Linked DNA regions of Mus musculus: all the other regions are linked to region 1. The links are chromatin loops, found by intact Hi-C in ENCODE. Cell type or tissue: gastrocnemius. All regions are shown on one strand.

What was found. A loop is a pair of places that touch in the nucleus more often than their neighbours do. Peaks named below come from ENCODE experiments on the same cell type or tissue, not always from the same donor. Only the 100,000 strongest peaks of a DNase experiment are listed, where the experiment ranks them.
Region 2: it touches region 1 in a loop (2.9-fold over the local background); 5 of 42 quality-filtered maps call a loop at or near these places.
Region 3: a loop joins it to region 1, with 3 times the contacts of the local background. A loop is called at or near these places in 21 of 42 quality-filtered maps.
Region 4: a loop joins it to region 1, with 11 times the contacts of the local background. A loop is called at or near these places in 30 of 42 quality-filtered maps.

Annotation. Positions count from the first base shown.
Region 1 is chr1:191,833,872-191,836,371 of GRCm38, forward strand. No RefSeq gene overlaps it. Among named protein-coding and RNA genes, the nearest start is that of Nek2, 14 kb to the left of the region's middle. In gastrocnemius, a CTCF peak has its summit at 1,108 (motif pointing right); a DNase peak (open chromatin) is centred at 1,139; H3K4me3 peaks cover 212 bases; H3K27ac peaks cover 197 bases.
Region 2 is chr1:192,710,883-192,713,382 of GRCm38, forward strand. All of the region lies in intron 7 of Hhat (hedgehog acyltransferase), which reads right to left. Among named protein-coding and RNA genes, the nearest start is that of Gm22265, 33 kb to the right of the region's middle. In gastrocnemius, a CTCF peak has its summit at 1,274 (motif pointing left); a DNase peak (open chromatin) is centred at 1,270.
Region 3 is chr1:191,973,735-191,976,234 of GRCm38, forward strand. It overlaps a transcript of Rd3 not described here. Among named protein-coding and RNA genes, the nearest start is that of Rd3, 2.4 kb to the right of the region's middle. In gastrocnemius, no CTCF peak of the experiment used is centred here; a DNase peak (open chromatin) is centred at 1,534.
Region 4 is chr1:192,091,673-192,094,172 of GRCm38, forward strand. It overlaps Traf5 (TNF receptor-associated factor 5), which reads right to left and starts at 927. Exons shown (of 14, transcript NM_011633.2): 1 at 584-927. In gastrocnemius, a CTCF peak has its summit at 1,432 (motif pointing left); DNase peaks (open chromatin) are centred at 952 and 1,428; H3K4me3 peaks cover 1,480 bases; H3K27ac peaks cover 1,415 bases.

The DNA of each region.
Region 1 (2,500 bases):
GTGCTGGGGTTAATTAAAGGGCCAGGACTCTGGTTCAAGAAGAGGAGGGAAGTGTTTTCTCTACAGCCTCCCTGATTCGTGTTACTTGCTGTTAAATGTCCTTAGAAACATTGGGGAACTGTTAGCATGAGTTTTATCATTTGTCTTCATTCTGGGCAATGTCAGTTTTAAGTGGAAATGCTTTGGGCTTGATCCTGTGTGGTTGGACTGCACAGCTCACTCACTCTGGTTCATTCCTGGAGAGTGCCTCAAGCAAGGCAGGAGAGACTGCACTCAGCCTTCAACAATGTGTGCACGTGTGCGTGCGTGCGTGCGTGCGTGCGTGTGCGCGTGTGCGTGGACAGCTGGAGGAGGACCTGTGACTTACTCTCCCTTCCCCAGCCCTGTGCAGTGCAATGTCAGGACTCAGGTCTAGCCTACCACCCTGCTTTCTTAGGTCTGCTGTCACATGGATTGTGACTAGCCCTGTTCTGAGATGCCTAACACCTGTTCCCAGGCCCCTGCTGAGTGTCCTTATAAGAAGTTAGAAACTATAACCGAAGGTGTAATACCTTCCACGACAGCAGTCTGCAGTCTCAGTCACCCATAAAACTTCATTTTGAAGTCTGGAGCCAGCTAGACGTGGCTATATCTATCTCAGACTAACCTTAATTCATTTACTGTCAATGGACAGTCATTGAGGGCCTACCATGTTAAAACCTGACATTAACCCATTACCCTGGAGAGCCCGAAGTCTCCGGCATTAGATCTGTGGGGTCAGGCAATGGGGAGCAAAATAAAGCTGGTTAAAAGATCTAGGAAATAGTTGTGTGTGAACCCTTTTTGGAAAAGGGGACATTGGGGTTCAGGTTAGGAAGAACAGCAGGTAGGGGGACCCTGTGGGGTAGGGCAGGAGGAAGGGGGCTTGCAGGGCAGGGAGAAGAAGATCCTTGAAAGCGTGGAGGCACACAGCCGACTTTTGCGTCCTGCCACTGAGGCGTCGACGCAAGCCAGTTCCAGTCCATCGGGACCATATGCTGGACCAGAGAGGAAGCTCTTTGAAGGAAGGGGCTGCTCTGAGAGGCGATTCTTCTCATTAGGCTTTCAGCAGGTTCACCAGCGCCTTAGCAATGGTAGAAAGTGACCTCACGGTGGCGCCAAGGCGCCGCGAGTCCAGCAGCCGGGAGGCCATGGCCCCGCTGAGCACCACCAGCTCAGTTACTTTCTGTCTTAACACCCCTGCGAAGAGGTGTCAGAAAAACCGAGGCACACAGGTCGCAGGTGAGTGGCACAGCTGGTGACGGACTCCCAAGTCACCTTGGCTTGGTGAAGGATCAGGCTCCCAGGAAGGAAGCGCCCTGCCTGCTCCTCTGCCTCCCAGCATAGCAGCGACCTCTTTCCCACAGTGGGTGTTGAAGCTTTCAATTCAAAGGGTCAAGAGATGTTTATTCTGGAGCCAAAAATGAGTGACTGTGGCCCAGGCACACAGATTCAGGTTACCCCAAATACCATGTTCCAGCGAGCTGACAATTTCATGGAGTTTTTATAGTAACAAAGTCAGGTGCATGGACCATGGCAGGGAGCCCCTGTTATAGCCCTCAGATGCCCTCTGAGAGTCTCAGAGTTGGGGCTAGAAGAAAATAGAGCTAGATGTTCACACCAATAGGTACCACACAGAAGTGGGCAACATGTGGCTGTCTACTGGGTTAAAATGGCCCAAGATCATTTTGCTCTGGACCTGCAACATTCCAACGCTCCACAACCCCTGCCTTTCTGATCACATTCAGCCTGGTTGGTAGCAGGCTACCACAGTGTGACTTCTCCCAGAGCTTAGCGTGGGTTAAGGTGAACGCCCACCCTGAGCATTGCCCGTTGCTTGTGGTTCCAGTGCTGTAGCGGCTGAGGCAAGATAATTAGGATATAAGGTTATCCGCAGCTCCGTAGCCAGTGTGAGGCCAGCCTGGGCTACACAGTGTGAAGCCAGCCTGGGCTACACGAGACCCTACCTCAGAAAAACAAAAAACAAAATAAACCTTTAAAAATCGGTAACAATAAACCCCCAAACCGCCGGGCGTGGTGGCGCACGCCTTTAATCCCAGCACTCGGGAGGCAGAGGCAGGCGGATTTCTGAGTTCTAGGCCAGCCTGGTCTACAGAGTGAGTTCCAGGACAGCCAGGGCTGCACAGAGAAACCCTGTCTCGAAAAACCAAAAATAAATAATAAAATAAAAAGCAGAAGAGTTTAAAAAAAAAAAAAAAAAAAACCCCAACCCAAGACAACTGGGCAGTTTAGCAAGATGGGCCAGAGTGGTGTGATAGAGTCAGGTGGCCCTTAGACCTGGCGCTGAAAGAGGTGACTGGGCAGGTTTAGGTAGGGTAGAGTAGATTTAGCTGCTGGTTTTAAAGCAAGACCCCGGGAGGATGGGTCTAGAATGATTTTTCTTCCTCCAGCTTTCCTCGATGTTGTCTGCCATATGGAGGCCCGGGCCAGATGCCTGAGACACCCAGGCTGCTCAGGGCCC
Region 2 (2,500 bases), 880 kb after region 1:
AGCCTTTAAGTGTTCAACATTTCAAAAGGACGGAAGAGGAAAGGGGCCTGTGCTGTCTGCCGAACATTTGTGTCCTCGTTTTTTTTTTTTTTTTTTCAAAACAACTATCAAGTGTCTCCCTTCTCAAGATGTCACAGAGTTAGCAAGAGCAAGTGGATGTCTTTGAGGCATTCCACTCTGATGGGCACACAGATAGCACAACCCTGAGCCACCAAACCCTGGACAGTTCGCCCATAGGAGACAGGTGTGTCTCCGCTCCACCCACACCAGTGCACAGGTAAGGCCTTGAAAGAGGTGCCAGTACACCCCAGGCATTTTGCTTCCTCTGTCACTAAGAACTGGACTCCCTCTTGTCCACCCTTAAACACTCTGCCAAAGCTCCTTTCTCACAATGCCCCCTCCTGTCTTGAATGCCTGGATCTATCATGCATTCACTATGAGACACTGTTCAATAACAACCTCAAGAAACGGGTTTTTGGAGCTCTTCTCAAGAAAAGCCAGACGCTGCCTCCTTTGCTCCCCTTGATCTCAGGCTATGCCAAACCGAATGGTTCCAGTTGGCCATTCTGTGCCTTCCTAAAAGAGTGGAGTTCAGAAGAAAACAGGCATGTCTTCTGGAGATACTATTGGAGTACTGTGGACAAATGTCAGGGTCCCCAATTAGAAATAAAGGGACTGGGAAGCTCTCACTGCTAACACCAGTGACTGCCACGTCTGCAATCTCTACGTAAAAGCGTGTCCTGCTTGAAATCTATAAACTTGAGAAAATTGAAATACAGATTTTCACTAGAGAATTGTTGATTTTACTGGGGAATTTCGTGAAAAGGAGTCTAAAATCCCAACATGAGGACATTTGGGTACAACTTGAAAGCTGGGATGAGAATGGATATTCTCCTCTCTCTCTCTCTCTCTCTCTCTCTCTCTCCTTCTCTCCCCTCCTACCCCCTCTCTCTCCCTCTCCCTCTCTCTGTCACACACACACACACACACACATACATGTCCACATCATATGCATACACACACACGTACAGGCATATACACATATATATGCATGCATATATACTCATACACACATGTACACTCACACATGCATGCATATACTCATACATAACACCCATATACATACACTTATACACACACCACCACCACCACCACATCAATATACTTTGTCGACTTCTAAGGAGAGGCCAAATATTAAGCTAATAAAATTTTATCTTGATTGCTAGAATTTTTCATCTAAAGACTAGTGAGCTTCTACTGCCACCTCCTGGCCATTTCTGGTATGTGCTCCCTGAACCTCTAATTCAGATACTCGTGCCCCCTCTGTCCCTTCCTGTCCCTTTTCTCTCTCCCTCTTCCCTCTCTCCCTCTTCCTCTCTCTCCCTCTTCCTCTCTCTATACCTCCTCCCCTTTCCTTCTCTCTTCCTCTCTCTACCAGGAAAGGGCTGAGATAAATGTTATATCACCTTCCAGATGCAGCTGTGCTACCTGAATGGGGCTGCGTGTCCAGGAATTGGCGCACATTGATGCTGCCCTCCAGCCAGGAGCCTAGCACTGCTCTGGTGGTCCGTGTACTGACATACAGGGCTGTGCAGGTCCATAGAGATTGCAGACATGGCCGTCTTTGGAGGCACCAACTGGTACTTCCTTAATTTTTATTTTATCTTATTTATTTTTCTGTGTATGGTGGTTGGCTGTGTGTATGTATGTATTCCACATGTGTGCCTGGTACCTGTGGAAGCCAGAAGAGGACATTGGCCTCCTGGAACTGGAGTTACAGATGATTATGAGCCACCCTGTGAGTGCCAGGAATCAAACCTATGTCTTGTTCATTTATAACTAAACACCAATGTGTTTAGTTATAAATCAGTGGTTCTTCCAAGATAACAATTTGCAATCACAAGGTTATAACTAAAAGTCACATGTTCAGACCCCAAACATGCTTGTAAACACATGGTGTGTGTGTGTGTGTATGTGTGTGTGTGTGTGTGTGTGTGTGTGTGTGTGTGTGTGTGTGTGGCGTGTACCCGTGCACATGTAGGGGCACACAAGCTAACACGTGCATACCTAAAGGTCAGAGGAGGACATCCAGTGTACCCCTGAGACAGGGTCTCTCACTGAACCGGGAGCTCACCACATCTTTTGTTAGAGTGACTGGCTAACAAGCCCCAGCAATCCTCGGGACTCTGCATGCTTCTCCCCACAGTGCCAGGGTGAAGGTACAGGGAACCTCATGGGGCTTTTTATATATGATGGAGATCCGAGTTCAGGGCCTGGTGCTTACACTATCAGCAGCTGGGCCATCCCCAGTCCTGGAAAAGCTGCTTATAACAACAGGGGTGTGTGCCTGACCAAGTGCACTGCTCACACTTAACAAGCACCTGTAGAGTCAACCGGCTCACTCCTGTTGGAGGTGCTGGGCTGCTGTGGTGAAGAAGACCAAGGAAGTTCCTCCCATTTGCAGCTTATCTGTGTGGTGTGGGGCAGAGAAAGCAAGGAA
Region 3 (2,500 bases), 140 kb after region 1:
GAAACCTCAGCAATATCTCCAAGACACTGGAGATTGAACATGGGACCTTGAACTCCGAAGGAAAGCCACCAGAAGGCAGGAAACAGAGTTCCAAAAATTTGTCCTTGACAGCCTGGGCCTATGTGGATCTACCCACACTCCTCACACTTTAAGAATTGCTGAATGTTCTGCAAATCATATGCACATGTATGTAAATCGTATGCAAATGCGGAGTTGTGAAGATGTGTGGTCTGTGTGGAAGAATTAGGGGTTTGCATTTCCCCTATTAATCCTGCTTTGGTGACATCATAAGGGAGGGAGGGAGGGCAAGGTCCTTTTTTTTGGTTTTGCACACATTTTTTCTTGTCCAAACTTTCTTTTTTGGCCCATTTATAGAGACCAAACAATTTGTCACCATGTGCTTTCTAAGAGGTGTTTCCCAAGGAAAGAACAAGCTTGACATGAACTACGTCAGTGGTTCTCGACCTTCAGAATGCTGTGGCCCTTTAGTGCAGCTCCTCATGTTGTGGTGACCCCAACCAGAAAATTATTTTCATTGCTACTTACTGTAATTTTGCTACTATAATGAATCATAATATAAATACTTACTGGAGATAAAGATTTGCCAAAGGGCTTGTGACCCAGCTACATCCGAAAGGAAGTAAGCTGCTCTATTCCTTCAGAGTGCAAGCATTCCTTAGCCTGGGACAACACTGAGTGAGCTCCTGGTCCTCAGGCAAAAGTGCAACACAGGTCAGGTTAGGTGTCAGCGTCTCTCGGTGTCTGAGGCAGAGGGGCCAGGTTGTGGCTCCCACCCCAGCCCCGCTAGACCTGACTTGAGTCCCACTCCTGGGCTGCCAGGCAGTCCACCACAGGATGCCATTGCTTTCTCCAAGGCAAAGCTAGAGGCGTGCTTTGCTGTAATTACCTTTTGGCTGCAGAGTTGGGGATGTTGCTACATCTGAGATTTTGAAGCAGCCCCTCCATTGCTGGACAGATTGCTTCTGATTTGCATCATATTACAGCTCCAAACTTCATTTTGTGAATTCTATTTCCAGCCCCACTGGAGCCTAGCACCAAACTCAGCCCCTCTGCTTTTCCTGTGGTTGCTCAGCCTGCTCCTCTTTCTTCTGCGTGCCATGGAGCGTGCCGTGGGTGAGATGAGGGGTGGCACGGTGGTTTACCTCCTGGGAGACAGCCAAGTGCACTGGGTTAAAACAAAACCAGCTCTGGGGCCTCTGCTGCTACATCTGCTTCCAGCCGATTTTACAGAGGGCCAGGTCCTAGACTCAGCACACAGTGACATCACACTCTCTACCCTCACACAGTCTCTACCCTCACACACATTCTACCTTCAGCCCCAGGACACAAGTTCAACCCCTCCCTCAGGGTCCTGGCTTCATTCTCATTCGGCCCAGCAAGATCTTCTAGTATTTTGAGGTCTGGGGAAATACCGCTTCCCTCGTGCATGTTCTAACAGGTAAAAAGGATGGGTAGGAAGCTCCTCTAGAGTTCCCAGGTGGCCTCCATCCAGGGCCAGCTTAGGCAATCCGAGGCAAGTGCCATGACAGCTTATAGCAGACTTTCCATGGGTCAGTGCTGGTGCCTTGCCATGCACGGGCCAGGAGCCATTGGGACTCGGAATGTAACACAGTATTCCACACTGCAGACAGGGGCACAGCCTGCAGCTTCCCTCCATTACAGAACAGGGGATGGGGGGGCACAGCCTGCTCCCCCTCCCTCAGAGAACAGGGGATATGTCTGTTCTCTCTCTGGAACTGACTGTCATGATTGTGCCCAGAGGTTTGGAGGATTTGCTGAGGCCACAGAGGTGCAGTGGGCATGAGTGGTTTAGAACAGAGGGTATCGTCCTGACTTTGAACTTGCTCGCTGTGCTGTGTGAGGAAGTTCCCAGTCCCGTCTGATGCCGGGACTCCAGCAGGTATGGGGATAAAAGACCCTTGCAGCTCTGTGCTTGCAGATTCTCAGCACTGCAGCCTGGGGACAAGAGAATATGAAGTGTTGAGAGAAGGCGGGGCCCCTAGGTGGACCTCCTCTTCAAGGTATCCCTGGATCTCTGCAGGTGCCTGCCCACCAAGCTGGAAGCCCTGGCCGGTATAGGAGGTGGCCTGCTTTCTCTGCCTTCATCTTCGACCAGGCCCCAGAGTTTACACATAGAGCTCCAGTTAAGGGGGTTCAGAAGGAGCTGGGTGGGCGCACACTCAGTGTTTCTGTGGTGAGAGTTCCTGCTGCTCTCCAGTCTGTGAAAGGTTCCCAGAAAGAACAGTCCCAGCCGTGCTCCTGACCCAAGGTGACACTCAGCTAACCCACGGGAAGGGTGCTATCAGCTGGCCATGGGATGGTTGAATGAGCTTGACACAGGTACTGGCACTATTAGGAAGTATGGCCCTATTGGAGTAGGTGTGTCACTGTAGGTGTGTGCTTTAAGACCCTCATCCTAGCTGCCTGGAAGTCAGCTTCTGCTAGCAGCCTTCAGATGAAGATGTAGAACTCTCAGCTC
Region 4 (2,500 bases), 260 kb after region 1:
ACTCGTTAACCCAGACGTTTGCTGTCTAAAATTATCTCTCACACACCCAGGAAGTTCTATTCTCAGAAATGCTTTAACCAATTTCTTTGCATTTTAAGTATTCCCTAAGACTTTTAAAAAATGTGTATATTCCTGGAAAAGGGAACCGTCCTCTTTGGCCCTAATCTAGTTTTCACACAGCACCTATGCCCGATGTTTATTGCAACAAGCTGGATGCCTTTTTTCACAGGCCATGGAGAGGATTGGGGAGAAGGGAGTCTCTCCTCATTTTACAGACCTTAGCCCACAACTGGACTCCGACGAGCCCCGCGCCTGCCGCAGCGAGATAAACAGAGTTCTCACGAAAGTAAAATAGCCAAATATGGAAAGTCAGCAGACAGAGTGGAGAGGCTGAGGAAGAAAGAAGCCAACCAGAATGGCCCAGAGGGATCCGCAACAAAAGTCCTCAGAACTGTCCTCAGAACTGTAACACCTCACAGTTGGGTGGCAAGGGGGTCAAGCAGTGGTGTGAGGACTGTCTCCGTCCAACCTGCGGTGGGTGCTCACCTCTAGGCGCCCGGGTCTGCTGAAATCTGGAACTCACCTTCTGCAGAGTCGGGTTCTGTTTCCAATCGAGCACGCGCTATAGCACCGGCGCAGGCTCGAGACCCTGGCATTAAGCTCACGTTAACGGGCTGTGCTCACAAGTCTTGCAAAAGTGCCCTCGGCCGGGCGCGGGTGTCCCGCGTCGCCTCAGTTCGCCCGCTACCACACACGCCTCCGGCTCACCACCCTGAGTTGCTTTCGGTTTCTGAGGAGCCGGGACGGTTAGCTCACCCGGACTTCGCCACTTGCGGGGCTCGCGGAGCTCCGCTGGCGCCCTACGGCGGCGGGCACTAGGCTGCTTCGCCTCAGCAGCGGGTTAGGCCAGCTCCAGCGGCGGGCTCCGGGAGGGGCGGGGCTGACGATGGGGGTGTGGTCAGGGTGCCCAAGAGGCAGGGCTGAAGGTGGAGGCGTGGTTATGTCTCCCGAGAGGCAGGGCCGAGGATGGGGGCGTGGTCATGGCGCCCAAGCGGCGGGGCGTGAGGCTTCTGACAGCGGCCAGAAACTCACCTGAGCTGGGCGAAGTATCCCTCTAGATGCTGGGAATCACCCAGACCCTAGAAGCCTAGGCTTCTCTTTCTAGAAACATTAGTATCTTGTGCGCCTTTGAATTGTATATATTTTGCTCTTCAATCAGCCTCCCTCCGACCCCCCAAACCTATTTATTCTTTGAGTAGACACGTTTGCTCAAGATCAGAGATCTGGCTCAAATCACTTCTTCCCTGAACTTGCTGCAGTCCAGTACAAATCTGCCAGTCCTCGTTCTGCTGTTAGCGTAACGTTGACAGTCTCTCTGATGTTCTGTTGTCAAAAGCGTCCCAGTTAGTTCTCCTGGTCTTCAGAGCCACCTGGTGGAGGGTGCCTGAACTATGAGCGTTCTATCTGCGGTCTAGAGAGAACTGAGTGGACCTACCCAAGGCTAGAGCTTGAATTCTTGCCTCCCAAATCCTAGCACAGAGTTGTTACAGTGTATTCGCTCTACAGGTCCACAGTAATTGCAGCCTGTATGAACGAAGTGAACTAGCATCTCAAATCTAACCTCTTCCAAGTCAGACAAACGCGGGAAATACTTAGCTGTCTTGAGCATCAAATGTTCATCACGGAGAGAAGAGAGTACTAGGGCCCTTGCAGTGGACACAGGTATGCATTGGAGCTGGGCAACAGCTGGGAGCGGATGTGGGATCTGGTGGAATAGTCAACAGGATCCCAACACCCAGGTGCAACTCTTTGGTTATCGAGATTAAACCCTCCCGTGGGCATGCTTTGGCCCTCTGGACCAGATTACTCTTGTGAGAACTGAAAGAGACTGAGCCTAAGTCCTCTCCTTCCCTAACCCTCCCAACAATACATCTATTTACCTTACTTTCCACCTTCTTTCACATGACTGCAAGGTGACAGGACCCTATGGATTTAGACACCATAGGAAACAGGCAATATAGACTGGAAAGACCATGTCTGAAATGACTAATGTAGCTATGGTTCTGAAAGAAGCAATCTGTTCTAAATATGAGACCCAAGGTCTTGGTATGATGAAGTCCAAAACTGGGATAGGATAAGTTCTTATTGTGTTCCAAATGGTGGCCACCGGACTCACAGACAGAAGTCTAAATGAGAATAGATAGGACTTTTTTGGTGGGATTGGAGAAGTGTGGTCTCGTACATTTAAATTTTTTTAATTATTTTTTATTTTGCTTGCTTGCATGTCTGTGTACCACGTGTATTCCTGGTGTTTGTGGAGACCAGAAGAGAGACCTGGAGTCACAGACAGTTATTAAGCTTCACATAAATGTTGGGAGTTGAACTCAAGTCCTCTGGAAGAGTAGCCAGTGCTCTTAGTGTTAATATCAGAGTAGTCAGAAGTGAAGGATATGTTCCCAGCTTGTGGTGTTGATCCCAGAGTCAGTCTCTTGTAGCCTAG